Linked DNA regions of Homo sapiens: region 2 is linked to region 1. Evidence: read pairs that join two places in POLR2A ChIA-PET (ENCODE). Cell type or tissue: GM12878. All regions are shown on one strand. Each heading gives the region's core, and the rest is flanking DNA. Links, peaks and the distances in the headings are about the cores only. Region 1 overlaps LOC102724146 (a long non-coding RNA gene). Region 2 overlaps EPS8 (EGFR pathway substrate 8, signaling adaptor).

Region 1 (15,640 bases), core at 3,823-8,822:
ACATTATGTTTTTTTTTTAAACTATGTTTCAAGTTTGCTGTCATTTGAGAGAGGTTCTTTTCCTGGGAGAGAATAAAATATGCATATGCATGAATAGGTGACAGTATCCTTTGTTCAGGAAATTGCAAGTAGCTCAATGCTGTTGGAAAATGAAGTTGGAAACTTCCAGTTCAGTGAGAGTGGCTGGGAGGAGAATTAACAGGCGTTGGAGAGGTATGTGGAACACTGACCAAGAAGAACCACGGGCTTGTCATTTATCTACATTGTATGTTTATATGGATAATTATTGAGGAATTCTGGGTAATGAACCAAGGTTACTGGATTTGCACACCACAAAAAAATAATAAAATGATTTGACACTAATGGGGAGGATAGACTAAAATAATAGCTGTCAAAGCTGGCTGCACTTTAGAACTGCCCAAGGAGCTTTAAAAGTGCTAATCCCTAGACCTCAGTCCAAACAAATTAAATCAGGGTCCTTGGAAATGAGATACTTTAAAAGTTTCTCAGATGATACTATTATGCTGCTAGGGTTGAGATTCACTAAAGGGAGATGAAACTAGAGACAGAAATACCATTTAGAAGGGTGTTGCTTTAGACTATGTGAAAAATGATGTGTGCTTAAATTGGGTTAGTGACTGAACGTGTACAAGTTAAGTGGCAGAACTGACACAAGTTGCTAATTAATTGAGCACAAGGTATGAAAAAATAAAAGATTCAAGGATTATTCTCTAATAGTGCCTTGGTAAATGGCGGCGTTGACAGGAAAGAGAGCTGATTAGCTAAGTGTTTGGGAGGCAAGGAACGTGTGTTCATTAAGAAGCTACCATTTTCCTTTAGATGCATCATCAATGGCACAAACACTTTTAGACATATTTTCTGTTGCCCTGTTTTAAATCCTTGTGCCAGATATTGTCTGTTAGCTCCACCCTACTCTCTTTGTGATGGTGTGGTGAGAACTCTACCAAACTTCATTTTTGCTTCCCCAGGCTGTTCTGTGGTAGGGTCTTCCAGCAGGGGGCTCGAGAGGAGGACTGCAAAGCTGGAGAGGAAGGAGGGACAGCTTTTTCCTGTTTGCTGCTTTATGGCTTCCCATCTGCTTGTGGTTCTATTAAAAACTATTCCTGCTGCAGTTTTTGTTGTTGTTGTTGTTGTTGTTTGTTTGTTGTGTTTTTTGGTCGTTTTTTTTTTTTTTAACTCCTGTAGCATTTTTTTCTGTAGCAGCAGCAGAATCCAGGTTGCACTTTTTCACCACTTGCAGAACCAGCCTCAGGACCACCACCAGCCACTTCAACCGCCACCACTGACACCAGTATCAACTAGCTGGTGTCTGCTCCTGGGAGGCTGGGGTTTCAGGACCACAGTGCCCTTTTCTGTTTCAAGTTTTTCTCCTTGCTCTCTTTGATCCCTCAGGCTTGAGTGTGATACTTGCTTCCTGAAGTTGCTTTTTCCATGATTTGTTAGAGTTCTCTTTTTACCATTTCATAGTTAACACCTTCATAGCTATATAACTATTGTTTATATTAAGCTGTTTCTATTCAAATAACTGGTATATTTTCTGTCTCCTGATTAGACCCTGGAGGGCCACTATGAATAAAACGTGCCCTCTCAGCACTAATTTGGCCTGGCAGCCTTTCTAAGGACCACCACTCCATGTTTCCAGACTAAATAAACATTGAACTATAGTGGCAATTTAAGCAGTTATTTTTATAGAAAAGTTAAGTAAGCATTCCCAGTGATTGCAAAATACAAGAACCCAGGAGTTGTGACGACTTTATCTCATTCTTTTTCTTATACCACACAAGAGAGAGAAGAAGCACGGAAAGTCCTCGGATTTAGGCTTTCATATAGTTGTCCCTTGTTTCTGAACTCTATCTGTTCAAATCCTGACCTTCCTCCTGCAGACCCTATGCAATCCTCCACCATCTAGGGTCCCCACGTATTTTCTTCAGTTTTCCTTGGTCTGCATATTGCCAGAGAAACACAGGAGTTTGGCAAGGGAATACTGTGGGTTCTGGTGTTGTAAGTGGGGTAAAGGTAGTGAGGGCTCTGATTCCAGATTGGTCTCTTAATCAGTGAAGGCTGCTGCCATTTTCTACCTGATTTATCTAAGGAAAAGGGCAACTCACCATCATGAGTCTTAATTTTCTTTCCAAGACAACACAATCTAGCATCATATGAGGGGGTTATAATTTTCCTATTAATGTGGCTTTGACCCCATTCCTTAGAAAATAATAATGCTGGAATTCCTGAAAACGAATCTTCTGGCTTTTTCCTGAACATGTCCATATGACTGGAACCATCAGTTTAGTTTGAAATTACTCTGTGTGAATCATTTGAGAAAATGTTGCCAGCCTCAAATGGATTAATTCTGATAATGTACTATTTCCTCTCAGAAAAGTGTGGGTGATCGTGGTGGAAGATGGAGTTAGCCTACCAAACTATATCTCCATCCACAAAACCATGACAACTGACTTTTGTCTAAAACGTTCAGGTAGAAGCAATACCTAAAGTATCCATGGTAGATCTCTGTGTTCTCTTCACTTGGCATATAACTTGGGATCTCCCACCCCATATGCTGCTAATTTCACACCAAAATAATAATTTGATATTCATTCCTCTAGTTAAAGTTCTAGGGATATAGCCAAAACAAAGGGCAATAGAAGAGGGAGGAAAATAAAAAGAATACACTTATACTGTTCTTGCACAAATAACAGACTAACTCAATAGAACTCTCACCATTTAAAGGTAAGTAATAGAAACATAAATGTAAGAGACATAAAGAACTACTGAAAAAAAACAGTGAAATGTTTATGCAAAAATATTCCTACACTCAAAAAAAAGGGGAAATTATGAGACAAAAAAATTTAAATGTTTTTTAAATTAAATTAAAATTGTAAAAAAAATTATGTGAATACACCTGGAGATGCAATAGTAGCTGACAGAGTTAAGTAGAGAAACCAGAGTTTAAAAAAATTATTCTATGTGAAAACTACATTTGAAGCACTGAGAGACAACTGACTCAAAACAGAGTCAACAGAATGGAAAAAGCAGATGGAGTGCAGTGGAAAAGGTGTAACTTAAAAAGAGAAAAGCAGGTGAAAATAGGTAACTGTGGTAACTGTGCCTGAGCCTTTCAAACTTACTCTCCTTATCTTCCTGAGCACACAGATGCACAGCTAAACTATATTTTCTAGCCCTTTTTGTGTCTACATGTATGGCCATGTATTTACGTATTTAGAAATTGTTCTGCTGAAATTTTTCTCTTTGTGCATTGTCAACAATGAAATGTGAGCAGAAGTGAAGTGTGCAAGGTAGTTCCCTGGACAAGACTTGTTCAGATTTGCATTGCAGTCCTGGTCTCATTCTACCCAGTCCTCCATCTTTCCCTCTCTCCTCTCACAAATGTCAGACCAGTATTGTGGCCTTAAGTTCTCCCTGCTTAATCCTGCCCACCCTTCCTCCTCATCATTCACAGGTCTTTTGCCCATTGCATCTGTTTCTTGTGTTTCTAATTCCTTCTTGGTGTTTGTTTCTCAGAAGACTCAACAGACACATCCAGTGAGTTTTTAATTCAGCTATTGTATTTTTTCAGTTTTATAATTTCCATTTGGTTCCTTTTAATAATTTCTGTTGCATTGCTGAAGATTTTGTTTTTGTTCATTCATGAGCATATTTTATGTTTATAAGCAGAGCTGTAATAACTATTTTAAGTAGTCTTGTCTGCTAATTCCAGTATCTGGGTTGTCTCTGGGTAGTTCTGTATTGATTTTCTCTTCAGGATTCTTCATATTTTTCAGTTGCTTCACATGGACGGTAATTTTGGATTTTATACTGGAACTTGTAAATCATATAGTTAGAGATTCTGGAGTCTCTAAATTCTTTGAAATTCTTTTACTTATTAATATTTTGTTAAAGCAAGAAACTCTCAACTCTCATTTCAACAGTGGGCAGCAGCACAAATCCATAAAGTCATTTAACCTTGGCTGGGTTGTGTAGTCTGAACAATGCATTTGTAGGTCAGGAGTCACCCACATGGTGTTGGCAGACTTTGTACACAGTATTTAGAGTGTTTTGTCTCTGTGAATCTCGGTTCCAAGATGTGTCTCCTCATTTCCTAGTTGCTGTGGTTTTCCTGAATGATGACCTCTGGGTCTTTAAGCTGGTAAAATGTAGATTTTCTATCTGAGTTTTTGCCATGCTACCAGGCAGTGAGTGTGGTCTACCTTTAGGCCAGGAGTCATAAAAGTGGGAAAATCGCCCAATGCCCTTTCCTTCTTCCAGTGTACATTCTCCTCTACAGTTGCCCTGGTTTTAGTTGTTTGTCAGTGCCTCCAAGTACTGATTTTTTTATTTTGTCCTGCATTATATGTCTTGCATATATGCAAAAGATTGGCCTGTTACATAAATACATATACATCAAAGATTTAGATATTTAAAAAAACCCACAAAGTTACTTTAAAAAGCATGGATTAATATTTTTATAATGTAAGAGTATGAAACACCTTTCTAAGCATGACATAAAATCTGGAAGCCCCAAAGAAAAATATTGACAAATTGTACCACACCATATCAAGTAAAACATCTGTATGATTAGAAACATAATAAAGCAAGTCATGATAAGATGCAGTGGCTCACACCTGTAATCCTAGCACTTTGGGAGGCTGAGGCAGGTTGATCACCTGAGGTCAGGAGTTCGAGACTAGCCTGGCCAACATGGTGAAACCCCGTCTCTACTAAAAATACAAAAATTAGCTGGGCTTGGTGGTGCATGCCTGTAATCCCAGCTAATCGGGAGGCTGAGGCAGGAGAATCGCCTGAACCCAGGAAGCAGAGGCTACAATGAGCCCAGATTGTGCCACTGCACTCCAGCCTGGGCGTAAGAGTGAGACTCCATCTCAAAATAAAAATAAAAATAAAAAAATAAAGCAAGTCAAAAGAGGAACTGGGACAATACCTGCAGCACATGTGACATTTAACAATGAAAAGAGAGTTTCCTGAATGTGCAGACTTCTCTTCCAAGTTTGTACCTGACATCCAATAGCCTATTCATCATCTATACATGCGTTACACACATCATAAACTCAACATGTCCCAAACTGAATGTATAATATTCTTCCCCAAAACTGCTCTTCTTTCAGTGTCCCCTGTTGTTAAATAGCAACACTATTATCAAGTTGTTTAGATGAGAAATCGAGGCATCGGTTGACAAATTCCTTTCCCTTCCTCTCCTAACCTTCATTAATCGTGCTATAAATTCTTCCTGCTAACCACATTTGAATAATCCAATGTGACAATCTCCATTGTTGCCTCCGTCATCTCTGGCCTCAATTATATAATAAACTTCTAACTGCTGTCCTGGTATCTGCTCCCATTCCCATTCTTTATGCAGCAGCCAAAGTTCTGTTTTAACAAAATAAATCTGATTGTGTCATCTACTGCTTCCAGTTGCACAAAGGTTAAAGTCTAGTATTCTGAACTTGGCCTGTGAAGTCCTGGGTAATATTTATCCTTGTCTTCTTTCACTCACCCTTGCTTACCTTTCCCATCCTTCTGTCCCTCAAACTTGTCAGATACCTTCCCAACATAGAGCAGTATCTGTCTGGAAAGCTCTTTTTCTTATTCTTCAGCTGGCAGATTATATCTCATCCTTCTTCCTCATTAAATGGCACCCACTACCAGACTAGGTTAGATTTTTCTTTAAAAAATGCCTAAAGGCAATATTAAAAGAGGTCAAAAGACTGAATGAGAAGGTATTTCACAAATTGCGGGAGTCCATCCCACAGACCCTGACCCCACGACGGATGAATGATGTACAGTGACACAGATATTATGTTTGTCAGTCCAGCTGAGCATCTGGGCCACTACAGACTCCAAGGAGAGTGTTGTAAAGAGTAGCAGCCAGGCTCTCCACTCACTGGCCCTGCCCGCATTTATTCAGCATACATAAAATGACAAAAGTCTCAAGTAAACACCACTAGAAGGTAATTACCTTTGCGGTTGCTGGAACTCCGCACTCCCCCGGAGTAATCACGCACCCGCGGATGGTCAAAACAAGCTATTTAGATAGACTTCTCTACATTCCTATGTTAATTACTCATGCTATAGCTCAAAGAGGATTAGGCTGCCTTCAGCCATAACTCTATCCCCAGGCTTTTGCAAAAACCTTCTGGTCTTCCAAGAAGGTTTGTGTTTATTTTACAATTTTTCCCACCATCCTGACTGAACCCCTACAACAAATGACAAAATACCAACAGCTAATAAACATGAAAATGTTCAACACCATTAATAACTACAAATGCAAATAAAATTTGAATAATGACATATTTCCCACTGACAGATTGGTAAAGTTTACACACAATACTGGCAAAGGTGTGCATAGACATAAATTAGGATGGCAACTTGACCGTATCTACTACATTTTAAAAAAAATATTAAGTGGTCATTTGCTCTGAGTCAACAATGATAGAGTTTGCAAAGTACTAGGAGTTTGGTGCAGCTCGATGGAGGAGAAACTGTCGAAAATGAAAGCGTTAGCTACTTGTGCCAAAGATTAAAAAGAGGAAGGTGGACCATAAGAGATGGGCAATGTGGTTTTAAAACAGTGAGTTGTGTGGGGAGGGAAGGATAAAAAGGGAAACCACAGCTACTTGGGAGGCTGAGGCAAGAGGCTCATTTGAGTCCAGGAGTTTGGGGCAAACATGGGCAATGTAGCGAGACCTCATCTCTAAAAAGGGAAACAAAAGAGGACAGAGTTCCTGATGCTTACTTAACGGCATCTGAATGAACTGATAAGCAACAGTAGGGAAGAAGTAAAGGACTGTTTTATACAATCCTATAGATTCCACATGTATTAAAAAAACTTATTTTGCTATAATTTGAAATTATAGGAAAGTTGCAAGAATAGAACAAAGAACATTCACATATTCATTTTCCAATTTTTAAAATTTTTCACATTTGCTTTATTATTTATCACCTATCTTTGTATAGATGTATATATACACATATAAAAACATAATTCATTTTTCCTGAACCATTTTGGATTAGGCTTCATGCATCATGCTTTTATATCTCCTTATACTATGTATTTTTCTTAAGTACAAAAACATTCTCCTCATGATTATAATCTAGTTATCAAATTCAGGAAACATAATACTAATACAATACTTTAATCTAAAATCCATATTCTAATTTTGTCAATGTCCCAATAATGTCCTGTATAGCATTTTTCCCTCCAGCACAGGATCTAGTCTAGGATCATATATTTCATTTAATTGCCATGCCTTTGTATTCTTCTTCATTCAGAAACAGTTTTCTAGACTTTAAAAGAATCTTTCATGATATTGCCATTTTTGAAGAATACTGGTCAGTTTAGAAAATGTTTTTCAGGCCAGACGCAGTGGCTCACGCCTGTAATCACAGCACTTTGGGAGGCCAAAGTGGACAGATTGCTTGAGCCAGGAATTCAAGACCAGCCTAGGCAACATGGTGAAAATCCCCGTCTCTACAAAAAATACAAAAATTAGCCAGGCATGGTGGTGCACATCTGTAGTTCCAGCTACTTGGGAGGCTGAGATGGGAGGATCGCTCGAGCCCAGGAGACAGAGGTTGTAGTAAGCCGTGATTGCACCACTACACTTCAGCCTGGGCAACAAAGCAAGACCCTGTCTCAAAAAAAAAAAAAAGAAAGAAAGAAACTGTTTTTCAGTTTTGGTTTGCCTGATGATTCCTTGTAATCAGATTTTAGTTATGCAGCCCTGGTCAGATACTTTGTAAGTGATATTGTATCCTTCTCAAAGTATTTGGAAGCATGCAAAGTCTATCCCTCATGGGTGATGTCAATTTTGATCCTGTTGTCAAGCACTGTGAAAGGTCTGAGATTTTACCCTACTTGCAAGCTAACAAACCTAACCTGCCACATTTCACTGATGCTGGTGAAAGATGCTGGTCTGACTTCTTGAGTCAGACACAAAGGATATTATTATTCATGGTGCTGCTGGAAGCATGAGAAGCAGCATATTTACATCTATTCTCAATGTCCCCAAGTTCCACAGGGATAATACAAATAGGTTCTGATGAGTAGCCACATATGCAGTGGGTTGCATTACAGAAGAAAGACCTTGAGCTTAGGGAACTCAAATGTTTTATAATGAACAATAAACATTATTTTGTTTTCCTATGGAGGGAGAAGCTGTCTATCTTCTAAAGCTGTTTGCAATAAAAACATTATTTAAAAGGGAATCCAGAACCAAATGCAGCATGTTTCTGCTCATGAGATTTGCAGAAATAGTGGGGATCCATGGAAAATTTTCTGCCAACACCTGGTCAAGATGTTGTATATTTTCTCCCCTGTATAGTAATTATTTACTCTTATCATACTTATCATCCCTCTAGATTAGGCATCTATTGATGACCTTCACCCAAAGTCCTTTTTACAGTGATAGTTGCTATATTGTTTTAGTCTTGTTATTATACTCCAGATGGATTCTGTACTTCTGTTGTAATTGTTTGGTGGATATTGTATTCTTTCTTATCTGGGAAGCAGTAACACTGCTTTTGAGGAGAGGAGAGAAAGTAATACTCCAAAATAAAAAAAGAAATGAATTAAGCCATTCCTAAGGGACTGAGAAAATCAAATAATCATGGGGAATAAAATGCATACGTCATTTTTAATTTAAAGGTCTTAAACTCAGAATTTAAAAACTGTTCAATAAAATTTTAATTTTTTAATCTTAAACCTATATTGGTTTCCAATTGGTTTCATTTCTTTTGAAGATGAATGCCTGTAACTAAAACTACCACCCCATTTAGAAAAACAATTATTATTCTTTGTTTTTCTTCCCCCTCACTTCTTTCTATGCTGAGCTTTTAATAACGCTTAACTTACATGCATTGCTTAAAGAACTCCAGGAACGGGCCTTGAAAAACTAAGCATGAAATCAAGGTTGTGGAATGTTTCACCCCAGGAAGTATTTCATCTGTGTGTAGTTCATCTATATTCTTGTTGCAATCAACCAGACACCAGCTAGACCACCAGCTGGCCCACTGCTCAAGATAGTCATCAAGACCAGACATACTACCCCTCACATAGTAAACTCTTGTGCATAGTCCATATCCCTGCTTCCCATAAAAACTCTCTAACTAGCCTGAGAAACTTGAGATGATCTTTGTGACATGAGTCCACCATCTCCTCAGGTTGTCGGCTCCTGAATAAACCTGCTTTTTCTCCCAACAACTCTTATCTCTCAAGTTTGGCTTTTGAGCTGTGAGCGGGTAAACCTGAGTTTTGTTACGTGCCTATGTTTAACGTTTTAAGTTATTATCAACAGGGATTATTAATGCTATTACATAGTTTTGCTTAGTATTTGGAATCCCACAGAATACACCTAATATGCCAATGAAAAATAAAATGCCAATGGTGTCTTTGTTATCAGTGAGAAATTAATCAGGAAAAAATTTGAAAAGAGACATAATTGTTACGATCAAGTATTTAAAATGCAACTATATAATATTATTTTTGTAGCTTAGATAATGAAAGTGATTTGTCCTTCCTCTACTAATAATTTTCAAAATATTTGTTTTGTTTTTATTACTATTATTAAGGAGTTATTTTGAATATGTGAATAATACCTGTTGAGAATACTGATCTACAAAATGTTATAGAAGAATAAACGGGAGGAGTACACACTACCCGATATTATGACATACTAGAGAGCTACAATAATCAAAACAGTGTGATATTGGTGGAGAGATAAACACTTACATCAGTGGAACCAGACAGAGAGTTTAGAAACAGACCCACACAAATATGCCCAATTGATTTTTTTTAATTTTAATTTTAATTTTTAGATGGAGTCTCGCTCTGTCTCCCAGGCTGGAGTGCAGTGGCACAATCCTGGCTCACTGCAACCTCTGCCTCCCTGGTTCAAGTGATTCTCCTGCCTCAGCCTCCCAAGTAACTGGGACTACAGGCGCCTGCCACCACGCCTGGCTAATTTTTTGTATTTTTAGTAGAGACGGGGTTTCACCATGTTAGCCAGGATGGTCTCGATCTCCTGACTTCGTGATCCACCCGCCCTGGCCTCCCAAAGTGCTGGGATTACAGGCATGAGCCATTGCGCCCAGCCCCAATTGATTCTTTTTTTTAAAGATACAATAGCAATTTAATGAAAGGAGGATTGTTTTTTTCAATAAACGATGCTGCAGCAATTGGACATCCACAGGCAAAAAATGAACATGGAACAAACCTCACACATTATACATATGTTAACTCAAAATGAATCATGGCCTTAGATGTAAAACAAAAAACCATAACACTGTCAGGGAAAAAAACATGATACAGGGTAAGGTAGAGTTCGTAGACCTGACACCAAAAGCACAATTCATAGCAGGGAAAATGGACAAATGGCATTTCATCAATTTCTTTTTTCTCTGTGAAACACTGCTAAGAGGAAGAGAAGACAAGCTACATCCTAGGAGAAAATATTTGCAAATCACATATCTGACAAGGGACTTGTATCTAGAATATATGACAAACTCTCAAAATTCAACAGTAGAAAACCAAATAATTAGGAAAAGAGCAAAAGGAATGAACAGCGATTTCCCTCAAAAGGTTATTCAAATGGCAAATAAGCAAACAAAAAGATGTTCAGTATGAGTAACCATTAGGGAAATTCAATTAAAAACCACAGTGAGATATCACTGTATACCAATCAAAATGGCTAAAATAGTGACATCGCCAAATGCTGGTGAGGATGCAGAGAAAGTGGATTGTTTATACATTGCTGGTGGGAATATAAAATGGTGCAACCACTCTGGAAAAAGTTTGGTGGTTTCTTTTAAAAAACAAACATCTGGCCGGGTGTGGTGGCTCAAACCTGTAATCGCAGCACTTTGGGATGGCTTGAGGTCAGGAGTTCAAGACCAGCCTGACCAACATGGTGAAATCCTGTCTCTACTAAAAATACAAAAAATTAGCCAGGCATGGTGGCAGGGTCCTGTAGTCCCAGCTGCTCCGGAGGCTGAGACACAAGAATCACTTGAACCAAGGAAACGGAGGTTGCAGTGAGCCAAGATTGGGCCACTGTACTACAGTCTGGGCGATGGAACAAATAAACAATTAAAAAATTAAAAAAATAAAAAAATAAAAATTAAAAAAACATACAAGTACCACATGACATAGCCATTGCATTCTTGGCATTTATCAGGGGAAATGAAAATTTATGTTCACACAGAAACCTGTATTTGAATGTTCATAGCTGTTCCATTCATAACAACAACAACAACAAAAAACTGGAAACAACCCAGATGTCCTTCAATGTATGAATGATTAAACATACAAATAGGCGAAGGGTTAAACACTTGTTATTTTTTGTTTTTTTGATAGTAGTCATCAAATGAGTATGAGCTGGTATCTCACTGTAATTTTGACTTGATTTGCATTTCCCAAATGATTAGTAACATTGAGCACCTTTCTTTTTCCTTTTTTTTTTTTGAGACTGAGTCTCACTCTGTCACCAGGCTGGAGTGCACTGGGACGATCAGAGCTCACTATGGCCTCCAACTCCTGGACTTAAAATCCTTATGCCTCAGCCGCCTGAGTAGCTGGGACTACACCACGCCCGGCTAATAATTTTACATTTTTAGAGATGAGTTCTCACTGTGTTGCCCAGGCTGGTCTTGAATTCCTGGTCTCAAATGATCCACCTGCCTTGGCCTCACAAAGTGCTAGGATTACAGGTGTGAGCCACTGCACTCGGCCCTCATATTCTTGGTCATTTTTGTATCTTCTTGGGAGAAACATCTATTCAATACTTTTGCCTGTTTTTTAAATCTGGTTGTTTGGTTTCTTTTGTTGAGTTCTATATATATTCTTTTAGGAGTTCTCTGTATATTCAGGACAGCAATCTTTTATCATATAAATGATTTGCAAGTATTTTCTCCTGTTCTGTGGGTTGCCTTTTTACTCCGTTGATAATGTTTTTTCATGCGTAAATTTCTAAAATTTGCATGAAGCCCAATTTATCTGTTTTTTTTTTTTTTCTTTTGTTGTCTGTGTCTCTGGTGTTATATCCAGCATGTGGCTATCCAGCTTCCCCAGGTTCATTTGTTGAGGAGCCTGTCCTTTCACCCATTGAATTCTCTTGGTCCCTTTGTCAAAAATCATTGGACTATAGATGCAAGAGTTTGCTTCTGGCTCTGTATTCTATTGTACTGGTCTATATTTTAGTTGAGTATGATGTTTACTGTGGTTTTTTCCATATATGGTTTTTATTGCATTGAGATAGTTTCCTTCTATTCTTAGTTTATTGAGTTTTTTTTCATCATGAAAGTGTTTTGAGTTTTGTCAAATGCTTTTTGCATCAGTTGAGATAATCACGTGGTAATTTTCCTTTGTTCTGTTAATGTAGTGTATTACATTATTCATGGTGTGTATACTGAACCATCCTTATAAGCCAGGAATAAATTCCATTTAAAATGGAGCTTAATTCTTTAATAAGCTACTGGATTTGGTTTGCTAGTATTTTGTTGAGAATTTTTCCATCAGTGACCACAAGGAATATTGGTCTATAGTTTTATTTTCTTTTGGTGTCTCTTACTTTGGTATTAGGATGATTTTGGCCTCACAGAACGAGTTAGGAATTCTTTCTTCTCTTCAATTTTTTTGGAAAACTTTGAGAAGAATTGGGATTAGTGCTTCATAAAATGTTTGGTAGAATTCACCAGTGAAGTCAGCAGGCCCAGGGCTTTTTTGTTGTCGTTGGAAGGTATTTGATTAATGGTTCAACCTCCTTACTAGTTATAGGTCTATTCAGATTTTCTATTTCTTCATGGTTTAATCTAGGAAGGTCTTACGTTTCTAGGAATGTGTTCATTTTATCTAGGTTATTCAATTTATTAGTGTGCAATTGTTCACAGTATATTACCTTTATTTCTGTAGAATCAGTAGATCTGTCCACACTTTCTTTTTTCTTTTTTTATTTTTTTTGAGACGGAGTCTCACTCTGTCACCCAGGATGGAGTGCAGCGGCATGATCTTGGCTCACTGCATGCTCTGCCTCCTGGGTTCACGCCATTCTCCTGCCTCAGCCTCCTGAGTAACTTGGGACTACAGGCACCTGCCACCATGCCCGGCTAATTTTTTTTGTATTTTTAGTAGAGACAGGGTTTCACCGTGTTAGCCAGGATGGTCTCAATCTCCTGACCTCGTGATCCGCCTGCCTTGGCCTCCCAAAGTGCTGGGATTACAGGCATGAGCCACCGCGCCTGGCCAGATCTGTCCACACTCTCATTTCTAATTTTAGTAATTTTAGTCTTCTCTATTTTATTTCTTAGTCCATCTAGCGGAAGGTTTTTCAGTTTTGTTAATCTTTTCAAAAAACCAACTTTGTGTTCATTGTTTTTCTCTATTATTTTTCTATTCTTTATTTCATTTATCTCTACTCTAATCTTTATATTATTTCCTCCCTCTGCTAGGTTTAGGTTTATTTGTTCTTTTTTTCTAGTTCCTTGAGTTGTAAAAGATAGGTTGTTTACTTGAGATCATTCTTTTTAACACAAGAATTTATAGCTATTAATTTTTCCTTTAGCACTGTTTTCACTGTGTCCCATAAGTTTTGGTATGTTCTGTTCTTGTTTTCATTTGTCTCTAAGTATTTTCTAATTTCCATTGTGATTTCTTCTTTGATCTATTGGTTGTTTAAAAGTGTGCTGTAGCCAGGCGCAGTGGCTCACGCCTGTAATCCCAACACTTTGGGAGGGTGAGTCGGGCGGATCATGAGGTCAGGAGTTCGAGACCAGCCTGGCCAACATAGTGAAACGCTGTCTCTACTAAAAGTACAAAGATTAGCTGGGCATGGTGGTGGGCACCTGTAATCCCAGCTACTTGGGAGGCTGAGGCAGGAGAATTTCTTGAACCCAGGGGGCGGAAGTTGCAGTGAGCCGAGATCATGCCACTGCACTCTAGCCTGGGCAACAGAGCAAGACTCTATCTTGAAAAAAAAAAAGTATGTTGTTTAATTTCCAGAAATTTGTGATTTGTTTTGTCTTCCTTCTGCCATTGATTTCTAGCTTCATTCTGTTGGGGTCATTCTGTTGGCAGTTTGCTTCTTCATGGCCAACATAAGAATTTCTATTTTTGGTCAGCTGAAACGGAGTCTTATATAAAGCTCACAAGAGTGACTTTCCCATCACCTTCGCTATATAATGTAACCTAATCAAAGCAGCAACTACTGCCCACATCATACAGAACTTCAGCCCATACTCAAAGGGAATAGGTTGTACAGGGCAAGTACACCAGAGAGTTGGAATCTTGAGGGCTATCTTAGAATTCTGCATACAGTAAATATTAAGTAAATATCATAGGATATTTATAAAAATGTATATGGAAGATATAATAAAGATATTGTAACAAACACCTGAGTACCCACTATTCATTTTTAGAAAAAAAGTATTATAAAATTTGAAGTTCCATATACCTATCCCACTTCCTGTCCATCGATCTTCAATCCTATTCATTAGTATGTGCTTTTCTTTATAGTTTTTGCCATGTTTGTATCCCTCAACAATATATGGTTTGTTTTGCAAAGTTTAACCTTATGGAAATGAAATTATCTGTATGTATTGACAATATCATGGTTCTGGGATTCAACCATGTTGTTCATTTTCACTTCCGTGTAACATTTCGTGGTACGGATATACCATAGTTTATATTCTACTCTATTATGGATGGATATTTCTGTTCTAATTTTTGGCTATTCCAAACAATCCTGGCCATGAACATTCTTTTACATGGCTCTGTATATCTTGTGGAAATGTTTCTGTAGGTTATATATGCAGATGTGAAATTGATGTGTTATGGGATATGTACAATTTCAGTATCATTAGTATTGCCAAATTATTTTCTAAAATAAGGCTGGGAAACATGGCAAAATCTCATCTCTTCAAAAAATACAAAAAGTAGGTGGGTGTGGCAGAATGCACCTGTGGTCCCAGCTACTCAGGAGGTGCAGGTGGGAGGATCACCTGAGCCTGGGGATATCAAGGGTGCAGTGAGCTGTTATTATGCCACTGTACTCCAGCCTGAATGACAGAGTGAGACCCTATCTCAAATAAAAAAAAAAGTTATAATTTACAGTCTTATCACACCCTTGCTTTATATCCTTGCCAACACCAGGAAATGAATTTCTACCAATGGCCAACATGAAATGGTATTTCATGGGAATTTTAATTTGTATTGTTCTGATTACTGCTGAGTTTAAGCATTTCCCCCTATTTTTCTACTCGGTTGCCTGTCTTCTTAATGCTTAGAGTTCTTTATATACTCTTGTACTAGTGTGTTGTCAACTATATGTGTTGCAAATATTTTTTTCTGCTCTGACATGCTATTTCAACTCTTTATGTTATATTGCAATATAATTTCTTAACTTTGCTATAGGCATGTATCAATTCTTTTATGGTTTGCACACTTTGAGCTTTATTTTATAAACTATTTCTTTACTTGAAGGTCATAAACATTCTCATCTTCTACATATTTTATACATTTGATTGTCAAATTATGAAATATTTTATATTTTGTCTAATGTGTATGATTTAAGATAGGCCTCAAATTTCACTCATTTTCAAATGAATAATCTTTTTT
Region 2 (15,640 bases), core at 3,426-8,425, 110 kb before region 1:
CCCAGTTAGTTTAAAATGGAATAACTCTAGATAGAAAATTCTATTCTGCAACAAGTTTTATGTCAGGTAAAGACAGAATATCCAATGTATAACAGATCTAAGCTTTTTCTCTTTTATTCACATATCCTCCTGAAAGGGCGAAAACATCCATTGCCTAGCCCCGCCTCACCAAAAAAAGCCTATCTGGTTTCCTAATTTTCATAATGGAATGCTAACTTTGACACTTGCTAATCCAGAATATAAAACGTATAGTCTTCTCTTCCTTTCATACCATAGAACATCAGCACTTTATGTACTTGTCAAATGTTAATGTTAAACTCCAGCAAAAGCAAATACTGAGACAACTGATGCTAGAGAGAACTTAAGGCCCTTTTAACTATTTTTGTCAAGATCCATCCTAGTGTTCTTTTGGAAGAGCTAAATGTAATACTGTTGAACTATATTACCTTAATTTGTCATAAAATGTATTGATTACCTGACTATTTAAGATTATGCCTTAGGCTCTCACTAAGGGCCAATATAGGAAACAAGTAATTAAAAAAAAATTTATTCTGGTTTCCAACACTGTCCAATAGGTTTTTCAATATATCTTTTAATATAATATCCTTTTATAGCACTCGCTGTCTGTGGCATTTCATTGACAATTCATGCATTATAATTTATTGAAATTCTTATTTGCTTGTCTATCACTTACCCTGCACAGTATACTCAAGAGCAGGAATGTCTTGTTCAACATTATTTCTCAAATGCTAAGCAAAGGGCCTGCACATAATAGAGCTCAATAATCATTTGCCTAATGAATAAATCATTTATTGTAATTTGTTTCCAAGATATATGTTCAGTCCAAAATAGAAAATAATCTCCTTACAAGAAAACACACGCCTTTTGTTTATCTTCTTCACTCTGGCTGCGACTATGCCTCACTCAGAGAAGGGACTCAATAAATACTTGATGATGACAATAACCATTATGATAGTGGTAGTGGTAGGAAGAAAAATTAACCTAATCAAAACAACATATATCATATTGTTCATAATATCTTCATATTGCATTGTTCATTAAAATCAAATATAAAATTAAGTGATTACATGTTGAGATTATAGATATTTTCTTCTTTATTTTCTGTTTTCTAACATTAGTTAGGGAATATTAGTTGTGCTTCCACACACCAGTAAGCCCAAAATAAATCAGTTCCTTATGTAAACAAAATCTAGTAGACTATAGTAATTCATCTAAGAAAAACGAATCTCCTTCTGTAGAATAGTTACACTTCAGAAACCTAAAAGCCCACTGCCTTTTGTTCCTTTTGTCTAAGATTTCAGATAACTTTCCTCTGTTTCTCCCTGCTGAGGACAACTGCCTCCAGAATTGGACTCTATCTCTCTAAACCTGCCGGGTGCTTGGATGAAGATAAGAAGAAAACGGGGAGCCAAGAGTGACAACGATCTCCCACCCTGTAGAGGATACACCTGCCACTCCAGTGCTCAGTGAGTGTTTGCCACGGCCCTGCCCTAATTCCAACTCCAGTTTTAGTTCATAGCTAACAAAGCAATTGTCCCTGACAAGCAAGCTTGGCTTTACACTACATCCTATGGCAGACATACATGCACATGCACACACACAAAAAAATTCTCCTATTTACATGAAACAATGTTTATTGCAATCCAAGATGCTTTGATCCCATAAGCAGTCCAATCACTCAGTGAAGATAAAAACCTAAAAAAGAAATTCCTTTACATATGTCTATCAAGATAAACTCCCCCCACTCAATTTGAGCATTTGGGTTGTACTCTAGATAGGTTTCATTTTCCAGAATCATAGTGTTTGAAAAGTATACATCTTTATGGTCTAATATGGACAATGTTAGAGTCCAGAAGTACAGGTAGATGAAGAGATGAATCTGACACCTGGAAATATTCACTCTGGTTCCCAGATTCAAGGAGCCTCAAGCAGTGAACAACTGCTCAACACCAACCACAGGATGCCAAAGTAGACCAGTGAGAATGAAAACAGTGGATGCTTTTCATCACTTTGCTGAGTACTTGAAACCATAGCTATTATTTATATGATACTGAATAGAAACATACTTACAGCATTGTTGTGTGTAAACATGTTGACTATCCATATAAGCAATTTTTAAAGACCATGTTTTAGAAACATATCTACCAATTAAGATTCTGGATTTATATTAACTCAAAAAGAAGCATCTTATGTAAAAATATCCCTTCTTTTTTTAGTATCAAAAGGATTTTCTTTCTGAACCCTTCGGCTCAAATTACAGTACATTGCAAGAACAAAATTCTTAGTACATTAGACAGTAAAAGTAAATGTTAAGATCAGAAGGACACTGTTTCTCTCCTTGTCACAATAAGGACCAAATCCTTAGTTCAGCATTCAAGAATCCACATTATCACCAGGCTTGGTGGCACATGCCTGTAAATCCCAGCTCTTTGGGAGGACGAGGCAGGCGGATCACTTGAGGTCAGGAGTTCGAGACCAGCCAGGCCAACATAGTGAAACTCTGTCTCTACTAAAAATATAAAAATTAGCCACACGTAGTGGTGTGTGCCTGTAATCCCAGCTACTAGCAAGGCTGAGGCAGGAGAATCGCTTGAACCTGGGAGATAAAGGCTGCAGTGAGCTGAGATCACGCCACTGCACTCCAGCCTGGGCGACAGAGTGAGACTCCATCTCAACAAAAAAAAGAATCCACATTATCAATTTCTGCCTTCTAGCCTCAACGCCACTGATCCCAACATTTATTCATTCATTTTGCCAAAACTATATGGCACTATAGCAATAAACAAGGCCACAATGATCCCAGTCCTAAAAAGCTCACATTCAAGTGTCCTCCAGACAAACCGGTCAATTAGTGTGCCTCCACAAACACTTATTCAACAAATATTTAATGGACAGATTCAATACTGGGCAGTTTCAGACACTAGGGACATAGCAGTAAAAAAAGGGGGCAAGATTTTTTGCCTTTACAAAGGTCACAACCTAGTGAATGAAAGAATATACCCGTCCCTTGTACTTTTATGCTATGTTCATGCCATTTCGCTCTCTCCTCCCTCCCTCCTCTATACTTTCCCTCCTCCTTAGTATCCTTCTTACCATACTCTACTTACACCATAGCTCAGACAACATGTTAGACGTTAACTAGACTTCTGATGAAGTCTCCCTTACATGATAAAATACACTGAGACTCAAGCAGGAGTTAAATCTGGCATGTGTGTAGGCATGGGCGTGGGGGAGGTGGAGAGCCAGAAAAGTGTAGAAAATCAAGGAGGATTAAGAGATTCTGGGCAGGTTTCTAAGGCCAAGGCAAAGTGCCAATACAGGAAATCAGTGACTGGATTTGAGGTATAGTTGAGAATTTCATCATACAAGCAAGACAGAAGGCCAGTTATCAGACTGAGACACAAAGTTAATACAGAATCATTAGCAATGGTACTTGATATCAAGAAAGCAGCTCCTAATTAGAGCTATTAAAATTCCCCTAGGCCGGGCGTGGTGGCTCACGCCTGTAATCCCAGCACTTTGGGAGGCCGAGGCAGGCGGATCACGAGGTCAGGAGATCGAGACCATCCTGGCTAACATGGTGAAACCCCGTTTCTACTAAAAATACAAAAAATTAGCCAGGTGTGGTGGCGGGTGCCTGTAGTCCCAGCTACAAGGGAGGCTAAGGCAGGAGAATGGCGTGAACCCGCGAGGCGGAGCTTGCAGTGAGCTGAGATCATGCCACTGCACCCTAGCCTGGGCGACAGAGCAAGACTCCATCTCAAAAAAAAAACAAAAACAAAAAAAATAAAAATAAATTCCCCTAAAGAGCTGGCCCCTCTAGCCTAAGTTGAGCCTTTTAGCAGGAGTGAAATATTCCCAGCAATGGAATTAAAAGAAATTCAGGGGCCCAGAGTCAGAAACATTATATTGAGCCCCCAAATTATCTGAGAAAAAAAAGTCTTTATAATTGTAATAACCAATGGGTATGATTTCCCTTCTCCTGCTCAGGAGGTAGAGGAGATGGGCCTGAGAAGTTATACCCCGACAGTGAAGATATTAATAATGATGATGTTGGTCATGATAAAAATAGTAGGAAAATTAATTGTAATAACAGTAATAATTGTAATGCCTCTTTATATTTATCAGTCACATAACACCTTAAAAATACCTTTGAATCCACTATCTCATTGCATTATCATAAAATCCTATGAGAAAGGCAAGGCAAGAACCATTACTTTCCTAACAACATCAACAATATTAGTTGCATCATTTCAGTTACATTATGGTAAAAGGGGCAATTGTGGGATAACCATCATTTATTTATAGCTCTGTGGCTTAAAGAAATGTGACTCAGGCAGCAACTAGATCCTTCAGAAATTAGGATATCTCTTTGAGCTGCAAATCCAGGGCTGAACAAGAGACTCTGGACAGGGCCACAGCAGGAAGACATGCACCACCCCTACCACCCCTGTCCCCTGCAACATGCCAAAGTAATTTTGCTTTGTTTAGAAACATTTATGTGTCTCCGAAACATTATCAAGAAAATTCCGAGATGTTTCTTGTTACTTTTAAAAAGATTTTTTAATAAAGCCAAAATTAAGTAAAATTGTAAGAATGCTACTAGTAATGCATCATAATCATAGAAATCAAAGCTGGTATGAAAATGGAAGATCTCGATGAAGCTCTGTAGAATGACAAGGTCTTTGTGTCTTTTTCAGAATTCCTTCTTGATAGCTTCAAATAGCTCCTACTACAGTTGAGACTGGACAAATCGTAAGACCTGTAAATGCTATTGCTTTTACCATTATACAGATAAGGCATAACTAATACTACAGTACAATCCAGGGACAAAAGCATAAGTCGCATCAGATTCAGTGGATATATTTCCATTTGAGGGAGACCTTGGATGCTCATTTCCATCTTATGTATGTTACAAAGTGGCTAAAAGATAACACGTAATAAAAACTCTAATGCAAGCACATCTTGAACGTATTTCTAGTGATCAAAATAATGATATATATAATACATGAACTATACTCGTTCAATCTCATTCAAATCTGCCCACTTCCTCTCTCATGCTCACTCCAGAAGCTCTGTTTAAACTCGAATATGGTGTTAAATAAATTCCACTCCTGAATTTTATTAATTTGATACTTTCATACTACCAATAAACCATATTTTTTAAAAGCCAAATTTAAACAAAATCATGTAAACATTAAGTAACAATGAGGGCAATTACTGTTTCCAGAGGGTCACTCATGCAAGGAAAGGGACAGCTGGGTATTTCATCTTATACCTGAGGAGGTGAAAGAAAGGCCAGAGCCAATGGTTCACCCACCAGGCCACCATCTGGCTTGGGACCAAACAGAACAACAGAGCCTGGCAAAACAGTCACTGTGCTGTGCCTCCAACTGGGCATCAGCTTTATCCCAATGGACACTCTTTGGGTTCACAGTTTCACACCATTCTCCTTGGCATGAATTCTCTCTGTCCCAAGGAAGGTGAGGAGAAGATTCTGTCACACTAAGTGTTGGCCTGACCTCAATTAAGACACTTGTTCCATTTGGAAAAAAAAAAAAAAGAGTTTAAATGACTCTTGTTCTATAAACTCCAAGAATCCAGAACTCAAACCAAAACTGTAAGCAGAGGAAGGAAAAGATGGAGCTGGCAGAGGTCATGAGCTTGGCAGGAAAGGGAAAAGCAGGAATGGAAATCTTGAATCTCTTCACACGACACCATTTTAAATTTGAAATACAGGGGGAAAAACAAGAAGGATGAGTCACATAATAACATATTCTTGTTTTATTTAGTAGCTGATCTGAGGATTTAGTAGTTGGCATGGCTTGAAAGCAAGTGAGGAATAAGTGAATAGCTATTCATCCTTAGACCCTGTCCAAACAGAGCAACAGTCATATACGCCACCATAGATAAAGAGATCCAGAGAACTCTCAAACCCTTTTTCCATAATTGGAAATTATTTTTCCTTCTTTGAACACCCAACTTCATGTGTTCCAAGTAAATAGTCCACAAGATTTCACTAAAAATGTGAATGAAATTTGTGAAAGAAACCAACAAAAAAGTCTCTACCATATTAGCTTACAAAATTAGAACAACAATATTAGCTCTCTTTTTCCCCCAAGTGTTAGAGACAGGAATGTGGACTGGCTGAGCAATGTGTGCTGTGATATTGTGATGTGACAAGGCCAATGCAATCATTAAGCTCCCTGGGCATTTCTGCCACCTGGTTACTTTCTACTCCACTTCTCCAAGGTAGAAAGGGAAGCAGTGCTGCTTCCCCTCTGAAGCCTAAACCTTGCGACTGCAAATCAAGATACCACCTTGGCCTGATGTGCGCATACCCAGAATGCTGTCCAGTGGTCAGGTCAGCTTGATCCTAGTGGTTAGAGATGTCAGGAGAGAAGCTGAATACAGATTACATCTACCAAAGGTGAGTATAGATGACATCACTCATCTAGAGGCACACTTTCAGAGCCTCTGCAGTCTATCAGCCAATTCCTTCTGTTTTCAAGTTGTTGGAAAATCAAGTTCTCCTTGACACTTGAAAGTATTCATCTTGAGATTACAGACATGAGCTGCTGCACCCAGCCTTTGCTTTTTTCTTGACATGAAATCTTACATGCAAAACCTATATATTCAACAGATTAAAACTGAGATACTGTTGTTGGAGGAGAAAAGGGGCAAGGTAAGCTGAACTCCTGAAACTCTGGCTTTCCCCCTTTCCCACCAAGATGAGCTTCTGACATCTCAGAAGGACCACTGATTTTCGAGCAATCTCTCTGAGCCTGTTTCTTTCATATGTAAAATAAAGATGTTGTCACTGGGTTGTTGCAGGTATTGCATGAAATGATAAACTTAGTAAAGGATTTAGCACAAAAAGCAAATGTAAAGCACTAAATGTATCCAAAAAAAGAAAGTATTCATCTTGGAACCACCTGAAGCAGTGATCTCTTTCTATGGGTTCCCTCCTCGGCAAATCCTTAAACTGGTCTCTTTATCCTAAGTACCCAAACCCACACCTCCACTCAAAAATTTAGCTTTCTCTCCACCCTCGTCCCTTCCTGTCTGCTGCCATTCAAAAGTCTTCCCCCAATGATTCCTTCCTGTCCCTACATTAACTCTTTACTCTGTAGTTTTGCTCCATTTCTTAAATAATTCTATATTCTTTCACCTTTATCTCACCCTCCCAGAGTTAAACATACAGAGCTTCCTATCGCAACTTGCCTCTCAGAATTGTACACTTTCCAGAACTGATTTGTATTTTGATTGCTCCTTCCCCACCTAGATAGGATTACTCTTATATCTTCCTATAATTCTGAAGCAGCTCTAATCACATCTTCCCTCTGTATAAAGATATAACACCATTTTACTTGGCAACAGTTGTAGTCTGACTTAACTTACTAAACTGTTGATTGATTTATTCAATCATTTATGGAGTTTTTCCTGTAGCCAGTTACTTAGGAAAAAATGTTGCTAAATATTCAGTCTAGCAGCAAGTAACAGGTGAAACTGTAGAGCCTACAAAGAAATTAAGTATCATGAGTCTGACCACATTAGCAAAGTAGTCTAGACAACAGGGTTCTACCAGAAAGAGATAACAATGAAATAAATGGACATATTTCTTCTTTGTCTTCAATTATATGTTCTACCAAGAAATTCAAATAGAATTTGGGACAGAAAAATATAAGTAAATTTGCCAGTATCAAACCAAAAACAAATGAAAAATGTATTTCTTAATTATTCTTATATCAGAACCAAATAAACAAACACAATAAGAAAACTATGGTTTCATATTGGCAGAAAAACTTTAAAGGCTCTATATAGTTACCTTTGATCCACTTTTTTTCATAAGCATGCAACCAGTATTAAAAAGCATGGTTCATCTATATAGAATTTACCCAATCAACAACTATTTAGGACAATATATTAGATACTAGCATACTTCGTTAATACATTGTACCTTATATTTTTTCAAAAATCATACAACAGTATCCTGACAGCCTTCACTTCACAGACATTCATTTAGCTCACTATTTCTTATTTACGTAGGAAGAAATTTGGAACATGACAGATCTATATTTTAAAACACATATATTTCTATCTTCAGAAAAAGATACAGTCAAACCCCTAAACTACAGGACTAACAGAACGTCTAACATAAGAGTGCACTTAAAATGTGTTTTCTTTTAATTCTGTGTGATAAGAAAATAATTCAGAAAACAGCATTGACCAGCCTTGGGAGACTAGAGTCTACAGTCATCATAATAACATCATTTTAGTCTTTTGGAAAATAAAAACCTTTCAGTTGAATCATCTTGAAATACAAATTAAGTATTACCCAATCTACACCCCTTAAATGCCATTCATGTTAGTTTTCATCCATAAGCTCCAAGTGGATAATGATCATATCTCATAAATTTTATGTCCCTAGTAACTGTAATAGAAACCTAGAAATATTTATTAAATCAAGCTACAAAATGGAGAGACTGAATAAAATGATTTCTAAAATTGTTACCATTTTAAATACCCTCAAAACAGTGGTGTAGAGTGAAATGTTCTTGACAAGAAACTTGGTGGAAGCTGATTCTATCCAAAATTAAACTTTCCTTCAGATTGCATATTAATAACAAAGAGGTAAAGGTATTTATTTAAGATGAAGAGATGGGCCAGGCACAGTGGCTCACACCTGGAATCCCAGAACTTTGGGAGGCTGAGGTGGGCAGATCACAAAGTCAGGAGATCGAGACCATCCTGGCCAACACGGTGAAACCTCATCTCTACTAAAAAATACAAAAATTAGCTAGGCGTGGTGGCGCATGCCTGTAATCCCAGTTGCTCAGGAGGCTGAGGCAGGAGAATCGCTTGAACCCAGGAGCCAGAAGTTGCAGTGAGTTGAGATCGCGCCACTGCACTCCAGCCTGGCAACAGAGCGAGACTCCGTCTGAAGAAAAAAAAAAGAAAAAGAAAAAGAAAAAGATGAAGTGGCCACCACTTAAGTGATCAAGCCTCATCAGTAACAAGTCACACTGACATTACATGCCCCCTAATGTGATGCAACAGGAAATGCAGACCATCATTTATGCAGTACTCTTGTAATACTGTTTAACCTGTGCATTAGTTATTTACTGCTCTGTAATAAATTCCTCAAAACTTAGCAGCTTAGAAGAACAATAGCGTAAGGTACTAGCTCTCACAGTTTCTTTGCATCAAGAATTCTGACAGATCTCAGCTGGAACAGCTATCTGCTCCTCATGCCTACTCAACTGGAAAACTCAAAAGCCAGCGGTTGGAATCATCTGAAGGCCTATTCACTGTCAGCTTGAGACCTTAGCTGGAGTTGTGTAACATCTTCACACCGCCTAGGCTTCCTCACAGTGTGATGACTAAGTCCCCAGTGCCAGCATACCAGGAAAGAGTGAGCCAGTCTTAAGTCACATAGCATGACTTCTACCTTACTTCATTGGTCACCTGTCAGTCACATGCCCTTGTCCACATCCAAGGAGAGCAAAGACCCCACCTCTCAGCTGCAGGAATGTCAGTCACATTTTTAAAAAGGATGTGAGATAGGCCAAGTATCTTAGTGTAGCTAGTTTTGAAAGATACAATCTGCCACAACCTGAATCTAATCATGAAGAAACAAGACAAATCTATAACGTAGAACATTCAACAAGACAACTGGCCTGAACTCCAAAAAATCAATTTCACAAAGACAAAAAGAGGTGGGGTACATTCCAGATCTCTCCAATAGAACTTTCCATGGTCGTGCTGTTCAACAGAGTATCCATTAGCCACATATGACCATTGAGCACTTGAAATGTTGCTGGTATGTAAGGAACTGAATTAAAGTTTAATCAATTTCAATTTCACATGTGGCTAGTGGCTACCATACTGTACAGCACTGGTACAGATTAAAGAAGGCCTGTCAGAGACAAGATAACTAAACGCAACACATTGGCCTTGATTAGATCCTAGCTTAAACAAACAAAAGAGCTATGAAGGCAATTTTCATATGATTGCAGAAATTTGAAAATAGACTGTATAGCTGATAATATTCAATGAGTGCTAAATTTTTTCAGTATGAAAGTGATATAGTGGTTATGTAGGAGAATGTCCTTGTTCTTAGGAGATATATAATCAGTGATGAAGTGCCTTAATGTCTGCGGCCTACTAACAAATGGTTGGAGGCAGGGAAATATACATACATGTATACAAGGGGGCAGGGAAGAACACATTCAAATACTGTAAAATGCTAATAATCAGTGAATGGGGAGGAAGCATATATGTTCACTGTACTATTCAATGCACTCCAGCCTGGATTCTGGATTCTTCTACAGATTTTTTTTTAAAATTTTTTAATTAAAAGATGCAGGGGAATTAAACTTTCTCCCTTCTCCAATACTTCTTATATAAACCATATTATCAAAATTAGCTTATGTGTTAATATTTCATAATATGGTATTGTTATATCCCCTATGTTTTCTTTTGGATTTCATAATTGCCAACAGAGTGCTATAATACACTAAAAATGCCTCAAAAAACATGTTTTGATTAACTGACTAATTTTAAAAGGAACATCTATTAATTCAATTGGGAAGCTGAATAGTTTCTTGCCAAATAAATGTATATTATGCTTTGAAGGCAACAATTAGCTATACTTCCATAATTTTGATCTGATTCAACACAACTAATTTTATGCAATAAAAAAATTATAATGACCATCTACTGTATTTAATATTTATCCATTAAGAAAGATACTAGCACTGACAAATTAAACCTTTATACACTAAAAAGTCTTCAGTCTCTTAAACTTCAGTAGGAAAAACAGAATTCCAATTGTGTTTTCATTATAAAATTATGGTTACAGATAGACCATATGTTAGGTCACAAAACAAGTGTCTAAACATTCAGAAAACTTGAAATAGTATCAAGCATCTTCCCTGACCACAAAGGAATAAAACTAGAAATCAATAACAAGAGAAATTTTGGAAAATATACTAGTACAAGGAAATTAAACAATATGCTCACGAATGACCACTGGGTCAATGAAGAAACTAAGAAGGAAATTGAAGAATTTCTTGAAACAAATGATAATGGAAACACAACATACCAAAACCTATGTGAAACAGCAAAAGCAGTACTAACAGGAAAGTTTATAGCTATAAGTGCCTACATCAAAAAAGAAGAAAAACTTCAAATAACCCAACAATGCATCTTAAAGAACTAGAAAAGCAAGAGCAAACCAAACCCAAAATTCATAGAAAAAAGGAAATGATAAAGATCAGAGCAGAAATAAGAGAAATTAAAAAGAAGAAAATATAAAAAAAATCAATGAAACTAAAAGTTGGTTTTCTAAATAAACAAAATTGATGAACCTTTAGCCATACTAAGAAAGAAAGAAAGATCTAAGTAAATAAAATCAGAGATGAAAAAGTAGACATTACAGCTGATACCACAGAAATTCAAAGGATCATTAGTGGCTACTAAGAGCAACTATATGCCAATAAACTGGAAAATCTAGAAGAAATGGACAAATTCCTAGACACACACAACCTACTAAGATTGAACTATGAAGAAATCCAAAACCTGAACAGACCAAAAATAAGTAATAAAATTGAAGGTGTAATAAAAAATCTCCCAGTAAAATAAAAGCCCAAGACCCAATGGCTTCACTGCTAAATTCTACAAAACATTTAAAGAAGAATTAATACGAATCCTACTCAAACTATTCTGAAAACATAGAGGAGAGGGTAATACTTCCAAACTCATTCTATAAGCCCAGTATTACCCTGATAACAGAACCAAAGACATACCAAAAAGGGAAACTATGAGCCATATCTCCAATAAATATTGATGCACAAATCCTCAAACAAATACCAGCAAACCGAATTCAATAATACCTTTAAAAGATCATTCATCATAACCAGGTGGGATAAATCCCACCAATACAAGAATGGTTCAACATAAACAAATCCATCAATGTGACACATCCCATCAACAGAATGAAGGACAAAAACCATATAATCATATCAATTGATGCCAAAAATGCATTTGATTAAATTTAACATCCCTTCATGATAAAAACCCTCAAAAAGCTGGGAACAGAAAGAATATACCTTAACATAATAAAAGCCATATATGACAGTCCCACAACTAGTATCATATTGAATGGGGAAAACCTGATAAGCCTTTCCTCTAAGATCTGGCACACAGGAAGTATGCCCACTTTCACCATTATTATTCAATGCAGTACTCCTAGCTAGAGCAATCAGACAAGAGAAAGAAAGAAAGGGCATCCAAATTGGAAAAGAAAAACCCAAATTATCCTTGTCTGCAGATGATATGATCTTATATTTGGAAAAACCTAAAGACACCACATCAAAAACTATTAAAACTGATAAATTCATTAAAGTTGCAGTATATATAATCAAATTACAAAAATCAGTAGCATTTCTACATGCCAACAGACAACAATCTGAAAAAGAAAAAAAAAGTAATCCCATTTACAACAGCCACACATAAAATTAAATACCTAGGAATTAACTAAAGAAGTGAAGAATCTCTATCATGAAAACTATAAAACACTGATGAAAGAAATTCAAGAGGACACCAAAAAATGGAAAATATTCTATGTTCATGGATTGAAAGAATCAATATTGTTAAAATTTCCATACTTCCCAAAGCAATCTACAGATTCAATGAAATCCCTGTCAAAATATCCATGACATTCTTCACAGAAATAGAAAAAACAATCCTAAAATTTATATGGACCCACAAAAGACCCAGTATACCCAAAGCTATCCTAATCAAAAAGAACAAAACTGGAAGAATCACATTACCTGATTTCAAATTATACTATGGAGCTATAGTAACCAAAAAGGCATGGAACTGGAATAAAAACAGACACATAGACCAATAGAAAAGAATAGAGAACCCAGAAACAAATCCACACATCTACAGTCGACTCATTTTCAACAAAGGTGCCAAGAACATACACTGGGGAAAAGACAGACTCTTCAATAAATGGCGCTGGGAAAACTGGATATCCATATCCAGAAGAAGGAAACTAGACCCCTATCTCTCGCCACATCCAAAAATCAAAGCTAAATAGATTAAAGACTTCAATCTAAGACCTCAAACTATGAAACTACTACAAGAAAACATTGGGGAAACTCTCCAGGACACTGAACTAGGTGAAAATTTCTTGAGTAATACCTCACGAGAACAGGCAACCAAAACGAAAAGGGACAAATGGGATCATATCAAGTTAAAAACCTTCTGAATAGCAAATGAAACAACAAAGTGAAGAGACAACCCACAGAATCAGAGAAAATATATTTGCAAACTATCCATCTGAAAAGAGATTAATAATCAGAATATATATAGAGCTCAAACAACTCTACAAGAAAACATCTAATAATCCATTCAAAAAATGGGCAAAATATTTGAATAGAAATTTCTCAAAGGAAGACATACAAATGGCAAACAGGCATACGAAAAGGTGCTCAACATCACTGATCATCAGAGAAATGCAAATTAAAACTACAATAAGATATCATCTCATGCTAGTTAAGATGGCTTTTATCCAAAAGACAGACAATAACAAATGCCGACAAGGATGTAGAGAAAAGGGAACCCTCATACACTGTTGGTGGCGATGTAAATTACTGCAACCGCTATGCAGAACAGTTTGGCGGTGCCTCAAAAAACTAAAAGGAGAGCTACATTATGATCCAGCAATCGCGCTGCTAGGTATAGACCCAAAAGAAAGGAAATCAGTATATCAAAGGGATATCTGCACTCCCATATTTGTTGCAGCACTGTTTACAATCACCAAGATTTGGAAGCAACCTAAGTGTCCATCAACAGATGAATGGATAAAGTAAATGTGGTACTTATACACAATGGAGTACTATTCATAAAATGAATCCTGTCATTTGCAACAATACAGGTGGAACTGGAAGTCATTACGTTAAGTGAAATAAGCCAGGCACAGAAAAACATCATATGTTCTCATTTATTTGCAGAATCTAGAAATAAAAACAATTGAACTCATGGAGAGAGAGTATAGAAGGATGGTTACCAGAGGCTGGGAAGGTGAAGTGGGGATATGGTTAATGAGTATTAAAAAATAGTTAAAAAGAATAAGACCTAGTATTTGATAGCACAACAGGGTGACTATAGTCAATAATAATTTAATTGTACTATTCTGCATAGTGGTTACAGCTATTTTTAAAATAGCTAAAATAGTATAATTGGATTGTTTGTAACACAAAGGGTAAATGCTTGAGGAATAGATAGCCCATTTTCCATGATGTGATTATTATGTGTTACATGCCTGTATCAAAACATCTCATGTACCCCCATAAACATATACACCTTTTATATACCCACAAAAAGCAAAAATACATAATTTAAAAAGAAAACATTAAATAAAAGATTACAGTTAGTATTACTCATACAGGCTTATATTTTAAAATAGATAGGAGTTGCTTGTTGTTGTTTTTTTTCCTAAGACAGACTATAATCATACCTGGATAGGAGGGAAAATGAGTGTGTATGCTAATGCTTAATAGTGATATCTGACTGGGTTCAAACATTAAACTTTCCAAGTTGGTAAAAAATAAATAAAAATGCAAAGCAAGGCAATGAAATAAGGAATACAATATTCAACAACCCTAAAAGATGGCACATGTGGGTCAATTCCAAAATAAATGGAGAAAGTACACTAATCAGAGAACACAGAAAGAGCCTGATCATTGCCTTAGTCTTCCAACAATGTATGTTTGAGGCAACAAAATAAGAGGCAGAGGAGAGTTGACAGCAAGGCAATTTACCATCCTGCACCAGTGACTGTGCCAGCTTCACAACAAGGGGCCTCTGTTCCTTAATGGAAAAGACTCAGAGATTCTCAACTTTAAACAGTATTTATAAAGAAAAGTATGCTGCTCTCATCTAGATGATAAAATTAGAAAAAAACTAAACTCCCAAGGCTATATATGCACACGCTGCATGGCACTCTTCTTTCTCCATCCTGTTTATGAAATTTTTATGTAGCCTTCCCATACCATAGCCAGTGTTGTACTCTAGACATCAAAATCACAAATTCCAGAATGATTTCACACACAGAACATACATAATCCAATGCCTCTACCCCTATTTATGTCCCCATACTTTTTTACAAAGGTATACAAAAATTAATTACCTCTCAAGTAGATTTCTTGCTATTATGAAAACTATGACTAGTTTTTCATTCACAACAATATTCGGCATGGTATTCACACAAAGCTGGAATTTGAAAAATATTCTATCAGTGTATTAGTATATTCTCACACTAATAATAGACATACCTGAGACTAATTTATAAAGGAAAAGAGGTTTAATGGACTCACAGTTCCACATGGCTAGGGAGGCCTCATAATCATGTCCAAAGGTGAAGGAGGAGCAAAGTAACATCTTACATGGTAGCAGGCAAGAGAGCATATGCAGGGGAACTCCCCTTTATAAAACCATCAGATCTCGTGAGACTTATTCACTGTCACAAGAACAGCACCACGGGAAAGACCCACCCCCATGATTCAGTTACCTCCCACCGGGTCCCTCTCATGACACATGGGAATTA

Evidence for each region. ChIA-PET counts read pairs that join two places held together with the same protein. Peaks named below come from ENCODE experiments on the same cell type or tissue, not always from the same donor. Only the 100,000 strongest peaks of a DNase experiment are listed, where the experiment ranks them.
Region 2: POLR2A ChIA-PET joins it to region 1 with 5 read pairs; 2 of 35 experiments call an interaction of 5 or more read pairs at or near these places.

The regions. Positions count from the first base shown.
Region 1 is chr12:15,857,577-15,873,216 of GRCh38, forward strand. The region is part of intron 2 of LOC102724146 (a long non-coding RNA gene); the gene reads right to left. Among named protein-coding and RNA genes, the nearest start is that of STRAP, 17 kb to the right of the region's middle. In GM12878, for the core only: no CTCF peak of the experiment used is centred there; a DNase peak (open chromatin) is centred at 6,575.
Region 2 is chr12:15,748,664-15,764,303 of GRCh38, forward strand. All of the region lies in intron 1 of EPS8 (EGFR pathway substrate 8, signaling adaptor), which reads right to left. Among named protein-coding and RNA genes, the nearest start is that of EPS8, 33 kb to the right of the region's middle. In GM12878, for the core only: no CTCF peak of the experiment used is centred there; no DNase peak of the experiment used is centred there.